Regions from separate parts of the Homo sapiens genome. Here region 2 is linked to region 1. A link is a contact called in ENCODE Hi-C or POLR2A ChIA-PET data. All regions are on one chromosome and are shown on one strand. The core of a region is the stretch at or near the end of the contact, and the rest is flanking DNA. Distances in the headings are between cores, read along the strand shown.

What was found. A loop is a pair of places that touch in the nucleus more often than their neighbours do. ChIA-PET counts read pairs that join two places held with the same protein, here RNA polymerase II (POLR2A).
Region 2: a map of gastrocnemius medialis shows a loop between it and region 1 (2.8-fold over the local background). The contact joins two enhancer-like sites. A Hi-C loop is called at or near these places in 1 of 168 maps with a recorded cell type or tissue (gastrocnemius medialis). POLR2A ChIA-PET finds 5 or more read pairs at or near these places in 1 of 52 experiments (AG04450).

Annotation. Positions count from the first base shown.
Region 1 is chr2:217,327,612-217,333,336 of GRCh38, forward strand. All of the region lies in intron 4 of DIRC3-AS1 (DIRC3 antisense RNA 1), which reads left to right. DIRC3 (disrupted in renal carcinoma 3) reads right to left here. Exons shown (of 13, transcript NR_186301.1): 9 at 386-541. Among named protein-coding and RNA genes, the nearest start is that of DIRC3-AS1, 48 kb to the left of the region's middle. RefSeq lists an enhancer at 4,075-4,369. Within about 2 kb of position 4,105, at least 8 of the 41 ENCODE cell types and tissues checked have a DNase peak (open chromatin) inside an H3K27ac peak, as active enhancers do.
Region 2 is chr2:217,746,715-217,752,286 of GRCh38, forward strand. The region is part of intron 2 of DIRC3 (disrupted in renal carcinoma 3); the gene reads right to left. Among named protein-coding and RNA genes, the nearest start is that of DIRC3, 41 kb to the right of the region's middle. Within about 2 kb of position 2,466, at least 2 of the 41 ENCODE cell types and tissues checked have a DNase peak (open chromatin) inside an H3K27ac peak, as active enhancers do.

The sequences.
Region 1 (5,725 bases), core at 2,855-5,354:
AAGATGTCAGGATTTGTCCTAGGAAATGACAAAAAATCTCACAATTTCCCACTGAAAATCAGCTGCTACAAATTGCAGTTTAGATATGACAACAGAAAAGTACACCAAACATTTTCATTAAAAGGAAAGACAGTATGTTGAGGGGAGAGACCCCAGCCTTCTTTGCTGGCACAAGGTGTATCATTTCTCAGCAGGTGCTGAGCAGGAAGACTGACTGCCATTTGTATTAGTCAAGGTTCTCCATAGAAACAGAACAAAAGGAGGGATGGGAAAAGGTAGGGAGAGAGAGATTTTAAGGAACTCCCCATGCAACTGTGCCAGTTGGCAAGTCTGAAATCTGTAGAATAAGTCAGCAGGCTGAACATGCAGGCAAGAGTTACATTACCTTCTTGACTCCGAATTCCACAGGGCAGGCCAGCAGGCGGGAAACTCAAGCAGAATTTCTACATTGCAGGCTTGAGGTAAAATTTTCTTCTTCCAGAAACCTCACTCTTTGTTCTTCAGGCCTTCAAAGGATTGGATGAGACTTACCCACATTAACCTGCATTATTTGAGTAAAGGAATCTGCTTTAGTCAAAGTCTACTGATTTAAATGTTAATCACACCCACAAATACATTCATAGCCACATCCACAGTGGGGTTTGACCAAACAACTAGGCATCATAACCTAACCAAGTTGACACATAAAATTAACCATGACACCATTGTTGTTCGCTCATTAATCTCTCCCAGAAAGAAATATAATTTTCCATCTGGAAACCTATTAGAACTGGGAAGTTAAAATCTCTACAGCCCAATGTGCTACAGGCTTCAGATCCCCTGGGAAAGTTGCAGCCTGGGGTGGGGAAGGAAACATATCAGCTAACATTCAGTTGAATATTTTAATACCACTCTTAGAGTCATAAATCCCAATATGCCTTAGCCCTAAAGCAGATCCCTTAAAGAGACAGAGTAATTCTTAAGGTTTTGGTAATTCAAAATCTATTTTAAATATACAAAAGGAGCTCTTTAATGGGCCCCAAGGTGAATCTTTTCATAAAATAATAAATTAAGTGGGGTTTTTTCCAGTTCGAGGAAACACTCATGTATTTCTAACATCCTACACTAAAATGCCTTGACTTGAATAGCTGTGCATGTGCATGGACATGCATTTATTCATTTCTGTTTTTTCTTAACAGACAAAGAGATGGAATAATTTTATTCAGGTCTGATACACCAGTGTATGCCTGAGCATGTATATGTATATATAACCAGTAACATCTCAGTTATTGGTATGACGGGAAACATTTCTTTCCATGAACATAATTTGTTGGTTATATCAAGACAATCATTCCCACATTTAAATAGTGAAATTGTCCAGGAAAGAAGACTCCATGGTACACAACAGATTCTTAACCAGAAATCTTTAATTTAATAACCAGTTAATTTGTTGTAGAATCCACATGCTTTGACAAGGAGTCCATACAAATAAACCTCTGACAAATCTAAGCTGAATTAATCAGCAGGAAGAAAAGAAAATGCTTTCCTGTAAACTTCGCCCTGATGAAAAAGAGAGGGTGTCAGAAGTCCATGACAAAACCCAGGCACATCCAAAATAAGTTTGATTATAAAAGCAAGAACTCCTTTCTGGTTTTGTACGATGACTGGGGGAGGGTTGGCAAGAACAGGATAAATTATTCAGGTTTAAGAGACAGTGATAAAAATGTAAATGCAATCCTGTCACGGAATCTTTGCACCAGCTGAATAAATTCAAACTAGAAGCTGAATCAGCATCTCGCCTCTGATTAAAACCAATTGAAAGCACAAAGACAGGAAGAAGAAAACCTCATAAGTTCTTTGGAAATGGCAGATAAATTGATCAAGCATAACTGCAACATTAAGATGAAACAGTTTTACTAATATTGACCACAGGCCAAGGGGCCCTGCCAGCTCTCTTCAAATGGTAGCACTTGTAATCAAAGAACTAGGTCTTATTTAAGCTCAAAAGTGATTATTACTTCATTAATTATGGTCATGCCCCTATTCTTTCATTGTGACCACATTTCATCTTTTCCCAAAAGCAGTCCATTAGCCTCATTTCATCTTTAATGGGTAATATGTTCCTTTCTGAGCATGCTTTCTGTGTGCATAGATTCAAGCTGCTGAACAACAGCTCTACATCCCAAGCCGGTGCCCAACATTGGCCCTATACTTGCTTGACACTATGGTCAGAGAGCACAACAAAATAAAAAAAATTTTTTTTCATATCTATTCGAGACAGATCAAGAGATAACATACGAACATGAACAAATGTATTTTTCTTCAACAGCTCAGGGATTAAAAGCTGGGGCTCGGTATCCAGGCTCCCTGGGTTCAAAGACAGGCATGCACCTCACAAGAAGTCAGGGGCTGGGCAGCCTTTCTTCTCTCTAACACAGGGATAACAACAGGGTTTGTGGCAAGGATTTAATTAATGGAAAGAGCCTGGGATGTGTCTGGCACATAATAAGTGCTCAATAAATGTTAGTTCTTATTAACATTGTGTTTACATTAAACATATGCCACTGTCACCGGTAGAGGGTTGTGACTTCAACTTGTCCAGGTTCTTGGCATTTTAAACAAAGAACTGGACAAAATGCCCAGCAAAGCAAAGAAAGAATGAAGCAACAAAAGAACGAAAGCAGGGATTTATCGAAAACGAAAGTACACTCCACAGTGTGGAAGCGGACCCATGCAGTGGCTCAAGGGCCCAGACACAGAAATCTTCTTGGGTCCAAATACCCCCTAGAAGTTTCCCATTGGCCACTTCATGCTCACCTGAAGTAAATGAAGCGGTAGCCGGCAATCACTCTGATTGGCTGCAGAAAGCAGCCAACCAGAGACTGAAATGAAGTTACAAAGGTCACACTCCTGTGCAAACATCCGATTGGTTGCAAAAAACAACCAATCAGAGGCTAAGGTGAAGTTACAAAGTTATATTTCTATGCGAAAAAAGACTAGACCTGCAATCAGTCTGATTTGTGGTGGACAGCCAATTTCTCATCTGCCCGGCAGAAAAGGTCAAAGGGAGTAGCCTCTGGTCCTTTTGTTACTTAGGCGTGGAAAGTTAGGGTTTTCAAGTTAGTTCTAGGAAGTCAGCGTGAAACAGCCTTAGGTTCCCTGCCTCCAGACACTGTTCTCCTGCCTCATCACCCACTTAGGAGTTAGACAATTCGGTTGAGTGCTTAAGGAAAAAGTCACCAGGCAGTCCATCCAGCCACCCCTGCGCATCTACTCAACAGCGCGGCCTGGTGTGTCCACTTATACGCACACACAGAATGCCATAAGAAGTGGACTGCTGTGCACAGTCTCTCCCGATTTGGCTATAAGCCCTTAGGATTCATTTCAACGTCATAGTGTAGTGAAAATTATAGAATTCTATCAATATCAGGTAATAAAGTTGCTTAATGAGCCTATTCACAAATATCCGCTGAGTAGTCCCCATATGCCCAGAACTATGCCATGCATGAAAGGGCACAAAAGATCTGGAAAAGGCTGTAAAGCCTTCCAGATGTTAACAACTATTTAGGGAGAAAAAGGCTTATCCTGAATTACTAAAAGATTTAGCTAGTATGTGAATTATGTCATTATAGACAGTGATACAATAAAGCAACATAGCATAATGTGCTATTCACAGGTCTAGAACTTTCTGAAAAGGAGAATGAGAGGTGAGGAAGCTCTCGAGGGGCCCATGTGTTGGGGGTGGTGGATATGTACACACACACACACACACACACACACACACACTCACCCTGTCCTGCCACCATTAGGTAAAGTTTCCTGCCACTCCTTGCACATCCGTCATTACCAAAGAGATATTAAACTAGACAACTGTAAAAAAATAACACCTTCAGTGGCAAAACTGCCTTATGCAGAGATGTGGATGATTTGTTACCTACTTCATCGTTGCATGTGGCTCAGGGGAGTTTTCTCAGCGATTAGCAGGGGCACTGGCAGAAGACAATAGGCCTAGGAACTTCCCTGGCTGCCCTCACCATTGCACCAACCCCAAACCCCCCTGAGGACATCTTGCAGACCAGTAACCTGCTAACTCTCATTCCTCTCATTCCTTTCTTGCTGTTTTTCCTGGCTAGCTCCAGAGCCAGCAGAAGAAGGTCAACGTCACTCTTAAACTATGTCAAACAGTGTTGTAGTTCAGGAGTGGAGGTGAACTGTTTACACATGGTCTTTGTTTCCTCTAGCCAGGATTTCATTGCTGATCCTGCCCTCTAAGGTCATACCAGAGGGCACAGAATGGGCCTCCCAGCCTACATGCTGCTGTGACTGTCTGTCTGAGGGAAGGATCAGATTTAGGCCTGGACATGTTGCTTTTGTTGTTGTTGTTATTGTTGTTTAAACCAATTTATTGGCAAGTCAGTGACATAAGGGCTTCAGGGAAGTTCCTACATATCTTCCTCCTCCATCACTCCTCAGCAGTCCTCTTTGCCTCTTCAATCAGCTTGTCCTCTTTGCCTCTTCAGTCAGCTTGTCCTCTTTGCCTCTTTAATCAGCTTGTCCTCTTTGCCTAAACATTTCTGCTTTAGAAGGGCAAACTGTCCAGCTGATTCTTGAGCCACAGTTTTCAATTACAATGTGTGATGGGGTGCTTCCTTCTTTTGTGTGAAATTCCTATTGTGAGTGACCTCCCCTTTGAATGAATTAGGTCACAAACTGTAATGGCCCTTTTTTTTCTGGTACTGCAAGCCCATTTATTTTTATTTTAAGAGACAGGGACTTGCTCTGTTACCCAGGCTGGAATTCAGTGATGTGATCATAGCTCACTGCAGCCTCCAACTCCTGGGCTCAATCAATCCTCCTTTCTCAGGCTCCCAAGTATATAAAACTACAGGTGTGTGGGTATTTTTTTAAAAAATTATTTGTAGAGACAGGGTCTTGCTATGTTGCCCAGGTGGGTCTCAAACTCCTGGCCTCAAGAGATCTTCTCACCTCAGCCTCCCAAAGTGCCAGGATTACAGACATGAGACACCGTGCCCCGCCCTGAAAGCCCATTTTGAACCCAAGGCACTGTGTTGGAAATTGGATGAAGATTTTTAAAAAATAAGTCACATGTAGTTCTTGCTTTCATATTGATAACAATTTAGTATTGCTATGAAGTTGAGCAGGAAGTGAAGGCAAAAATATTGATATTCTTGTCAAGCACATCCATGTGAAGAGACCACCAACAGGCTTTGTGTGAGCAACAAGGCTGTTTATTTCACTCGGGTGCAAGTGGGCTGAGTCCGAAAAGAGAGTCCGTGAAGGAGTGGGGAAGGGATTGCTTTATAGGAGTTGGGTGGGTAATGGAAAATTACAGTAAAAGGTGGTTATCTATTGCTGGCGGAGGAGGGGGGTCACAAGGCACATGGTGCGGAGATCATAAAAGACTCATTGTCCAGAAGAAGAATGTCATGAGGTCGATCGATTGATCAGTTGGGGCAGGGCAGGAACAAGTCATAATGGAATGTCTTAAGGTTGGTCAATCAGTTAAGACAGGAGCTGGCTGTTTCACTTCTTTTGTTGTTTTCGATTGCCTCAGGCCATTTGGATGCATACGTGCAGGCTTGGGCTCAGAGGCCTGACAATTCTAATATAAGGCGGAAGCCCAGATGAATAATACAGGAAAAGTTCTGGAAAGTTGTAGGCACAGGGAATAGCAGGAGCTAAATATTGAGGATGGAGAGGCCAGGTTGTTTGCAGGCCAGTGAGC
Region 2 (5,572 bases), core at 1,216-3,715, 420 kb after region 1:
CCTCCCTGACTTCAAAATCTCCTTAGAACGCACATCCCAGTCTGTGATTATTTGAGTAACCCTCTCTCTCCCACTGGACACAAAGCTCCACATGAGCAGAGACCACACCTGCCATTGCTCACCATTCTTTGCTCAGCTCCTAGCCCATGCGTGGCACAAGGTCAGTTTCCAGGAAGTGTTTGTGGAATGAATAATTAAGTGCTCCTGCTCTCTCAGATATTGCAGGGAGAGTTCCAAGAGTCAGGGACTGGCCAACAGAAAAGGACCCACCCTCCAGGCTGGCCTCCTCCCACCTCACCCACCCTGGAGATGCTGAATCATCAAGTCACTCTTAGCTGGACCATGTCTCGCATAAACAAATATCAGACCCCTCTGGAAGTGCCATGAAGTGGGGCTTCCTGCCTCACTCTGGGACTGCCAGAGCTCTCCACACCACTGAGAAAATGATGGATGACTTTATCCATGGCTTCCTCAGATGCCGGGGAAAGGCTCAGATTTGCCCGGCTTCTGGAGGCTGCATTTCCTGAGTACAAACCCCTGGCCTTCTCCCCAGCTGCCCTCCCTGAAATCGGGGTCAGAAAACACATTCCCTTTCCATTAATTTATTTATTCACTGACTTCAGCCACCTTTCAGGGACTCTTTTTCTCCAAACTTCTGCGTGGGCCCCTGGGAGGCAGTGGGGGGTGGCAGAGAGCACATCCCACCTAAGTCTTGACCAGCTGTGCCACCAACATGCTTGTGGCCTTAGGAAATTTACTTTCTTTTCCTAGTATAACACGACATCTGCCTGCTTCCTCCTGCAAGTGTTCAATACTCCATGTCTGCAATTATCTCCAAGTCACCTCTTTCTTTCATCTCTTTCCCCAGCCACTCTCTGATGCAGGTGGCACTCTCTGTCACACAGAAAGGACTATTCATCCCTGGAAAGATTGTGCACTGGTTCTGCGCTGAGCACAGAAATCCAAGTCTGTCCCACAGAGAAAAGAGAGCCTGCTTCTCACATCACACAAAGGCCTCCGTTTTGCCTGTGACCTCCACGGTCACCCTCCTTGGCCTTTCTTGTCCACTCAGCTAACTTCTTTATTTTGTGTCTGTTCACGCCATGCCTGCTGCTGATGTGCCCAATGTGAGGACCCTGTCTGCTTCCCAATGTCTGAGGCTCTCCTGTTCCTACCATAGAGTCACAGGTCCCCCAGACCTCCACCTGCAGCTCACCAGGTCACAAATCCCAGTGTGAATCCTTACAGGAAGCCAAAGAAAGGAGTTTCATCCCCCACCTTGGGACACAGCTCCCTTTGGCCTTGCAGCCCTGAGGCCCCGAGGCCTACGTGCATGGTCACTGGCCTCCTCCTGCCTTGGGCCCATCCTGAGGCCCTGTCTTGGTAATCTGCTTTGAGACCCAACTCCAAATGCCCAGCCCCCTTGTCTTGCTCTTGTTCCTGATTTGCTCTGAGGCCCTGCTGCTGGGGTACAGACATCCCCGGGCCACCTAAACTCCTGAAGATCACCTTCTCCAGAGCCTCAGAAGGCAGGCTAAGCCCACCCGGTGTGACACCTGACTCCATACCCTGTTCCTCTATCCACTCACCTTGGCCAAGACCTCCTATCCCTTGTCTTCTGGCCTGGATCACCCCCAGCACAGTCTACCTTGCCTGCCTCTCCCCTAGTTAAAAGTCTCCCTCAGTTTGCTCCCTGCAGTGGGATGATCCTAAATATTCCCCAAACTACTCCTTGTCAAGCATTTCTAGGGCCCCAGAGTAGATCTGAAAGAGACTTTTAGCTCTTGCCCTAAGATATAATGTTCCTTTTCTTATATCCCTGTGTTCAAACTATTTATCATTCAACAAACTTTTTTTTAAGAATCTAATCTGTGCTGGCTTCTATTTTATGCACTGGGGTTGAAGCAATGAACAAAACAGAGAGGAATCTCTGCCCTCATGGGTTTGCACTTCAGTGAAAGCCCACAAGACATGGAGTCAAACTCCAAAAAGAGAATTTCCTCTGCCTGTCCTGAGGCCTCTCCACTTACCAAGTGGAGTCAACCTTTCTGGTACTGCCATCTTGAATCTCAAAGCATCGAGCTCCATTATTGTCTCCCTCCAAGCTCCACTCCTGTTCCAGCTGTTGCTCCCCATGGTTTCCCCTTCGGGGGAGGAACAATTGTGCCCCCTTTGGCTCCTCCAATATCTCCACTGCTTTTCCTTCCCCCTTCCTGCTGCCTCCTCCTCTTCCTGGGTCAGATTCACTAGTCAGCACTTTTACCCCTGAGGAACATCCTCTGTCCCCTCTCCAGTAACCCACCCCCCTCCCTTTTGTTCTGTCTCATCAGCAAGGCGAGCCTGCACTGCCCTCCATGCAGATTTTCTCCTCCCCAGAGGCTGCCACTGGAGTCCACAATGACAGGGGAGCTGAACATTTCCCAGTCAGTCGCCAGCCCTCAGCAGAGCTTGGCCTGAGGCCCATGCAGGCATCTCAGGAGAGGAAAATCAACTTTCCTGGACCCAGCCCTGGCTTTCCAGTGAGATCCCACAGCCTCCGCAGGCTGCTGGCATCCACTCCGGAAAGGACATATGGGTGGTAAACAGGACTGTGTGTGCCCTGCAGCCTCCACAGGGCAAAGGCCTGGCCCTTGCCATAGGAGCAGATCTGACATATGTGCGGTGGTTCTGGTGCATAACCACCCAGAACATGGGGCAGAGCCAGCCTGGGCCTTCAGGACCCCTGAGTCACAGAGCAGCCAAAGAACTCCCAAGGGCTCTGAAGGTGGGACAGGGACAGGGACCTGCAATGCCATGGTACCATTGCCTCTTACCTCCCATACAAGGAACTATTCTGTATGGCCTGGCCCCTCAGGTTCCTATGGCCCTGGCATAGACAATAAGAAATAGCCTACCTCCCTTCTTTTGCCCCCAAAAAGCACTCAAAATGAGAGTCATCCATTCTCCTAGACCAAGCAACTAGGCAGATACCAGCTCACAGGTGAGTGGAGGCTCGTACCAGCCTGCCCTACCTGCCAGCTTCACCAGAGTCTGGGCATTCTTAGGCCCCTTCATTATGCTGGGGGCCCTCCAGACCTAATTTTGGGCTATCACTAGCACCCAGCCACCCTCTCCATTGGGCTGAGACCCCACGTGAGTGAAGAGGACAGGCTGCGATGAGAAGGGAGTCGCTCTCCCAGTCAGGCACAGAGAGCACCCTGCAAGTCAGCACATTTGGTCAAGACAAAGAAGGGCTGCTACAGAAATCTAAGTGGATATCTGACACTGGGGCAGTGGAACTCCACCCCTTTGGAAGATGGACTATAGGAGAATTATATCCTCCCTCACCAGGTTTCTTTTTCCCTGGTTAGAAGAGTTTTGAAGTCAACAACAGGGGCTAGTTCTGAAGCAAACCAGCTCTAAGCTATAGTGACCCAGAAACAGAAGCTAAGAAGGCAGTAGCTCACACCTGTAATCCCAGCAATTTGGGAGGTCAAGGCAGGAGGATCATTAGAGGTCAGGAGTTTGAGGCTGCAGTGAGCTATGATCATGCCATTGTACTCCAGCCTAAGCGACAGAACAAGACTCTGTCAAGAAGAGAGAAGAAAGAAGAAGAGAAGGAGGAGAAGGAGGAGGAGGAGGAAGAAGAGGGGGGGAGGAGGAGAAAGAAAAAGAAGAGGAAGAGGAGAAGGAGGAAGAGGAGGAGGAGGAAGAAGAAGAAGGAGGAGAAGAAGAAGAAGAAGAAGAAGAAGAAGAAGAAGAAGAAGAAGAAGAAGAAGAAGAAGAAGAAAAGTAGTAGTAGTAGTAGTAGAAGAAAAAGCAGCAGCAGCAAAGAAGAGAACAGCAACTTTTTTTTTTTTTTTTTTTTTTCTGAGACGGAGTCTCGCTCTGTCCCAGGCTGGAGTGCAGTGGTGCGATCTCGGCTCACTGCAAGCTCCGCCTCCCAGGTTCACACCATGCTCCTGCCTCAGCCTCCCGAGTAGCTGGGACTACAGGCGCCCACCACCACGCCCGGCCAATTTTTTGTATTTTTAGTAGAGACGGGGTTTCACTGTGTTAGCCAGGATGGTCTCGATCTCCTAACCTCATGATCCGCCCATCTCGGCCTCCCAAAGTGCTGGGATTACAGGCGTGAGCCACCGCGCCCAGCCGAGAACAGCATCTTTAGAAGACCCGCTATTCTGGGAGAAGAAAAGGGGCAAAAAAATGGTGATAACCTCATTACCCTTGGGAACCTAATAAGACTCTAACCAGGTCATAGCTGCCAGGAGAGGGGGTTAATGGTATTCAGAAGTTACAACTGAGGTGATGGCAGCTAGAGTATTACCAGGACCTTCCAAAGAAGGCTGAAGAGGAATTTAAGAGGGGGTGGGGAGCAGGCATCATCTTTCCTACAGATCAACACCAAAAAGATTACGATACAGACCTAGGAGGGAGAGAGTCCAGCTTCCAGATTCCAGACTGGGGGCCAGGAGGGTACATAATTCTGAGAGCCCTATCAGTCCTTCCCTGAAGCCGAGAGGATTCACCTACAGAAACACAAGGAAGGGAGGGTCTAGCCACCCCTTCCCCCAACATCCACTCTCACGGGCTTCTGGCAACCCATCTTTGTGGGCGCAAGCCCCGGCATCCACAGCAGGGTCATTTTTACAAGGTGCGCACACCCCATGCCTCCCAGGGCTTTTGACACTCCCTAGAGGGACACTGCCAAGGCTCCTGGGAGCACCACAGGAGGCCCGTGGGTGCTATCCTGGAGCCAAGTTCAGCTGCTCCCCCAGCAGGAGCCCAGCCTCCTGACCGTGTGCCCCAGTTGGCTCTAGGGACTTGGGGAGGGAGGCTTCCACTTCCCTTTGTAATAAGGGGCTTGGATTAGCAATATTTCCCAACTATGATTTGAGGAACTCTGACCCCACTAGATGCTCCATGGCAAGAGGTTTCACTGGACAAATAATCCTGGGAAATGCTGCAACTCTACCAACCCTCTTGGAGCTCTCTGTTCTCCTTAGCATAGTAGAGGCTTTGAGCACCCTACAGTGAAGAGGAGAGGGAAAGCAGCTTAACTTTGGTGATGTTTTGTATTGGCCTCCACACATGAATTCTGTTCTAAGTGGTTTATCTCAAATCCTCTGGGTAAGGCACTATTGTAACCCCATTTTATAGAGCCATCCTCTGGGTGGCTCTGTGCTGCTCCTCTTGGCCCAGAGTTTCTCAAATGTCCCGTTCAAGCCTGGGACATTTGTCATGAGCACGGCTTTAGAAATTCTGGACAGGAGGACCTCTAAGACTAATTAGATGCTTTCCTCACACTGAGACAAGTCCCATGAAATTAGAGAGGGAGGGGAGGGGAAGAGAGAGAGAGAGACCGAGAGAGAAACAGAGCAAGAGAGACACACATCAAGAGAGACACACAGACATAGAGAGAGAGACACAGAGAGTGATGCAGAGAGACACTGAGAGACACATACAGAGACATGCTGAGAGGGAGACTGAGAGGAACAGAGACTGAGACAGAGAGAGACACTGAGAGACAGAGACATGAGAGAGACACTGAGAGACAGAAACACTGAGAGACAGAAACACTGAGACACAGAAA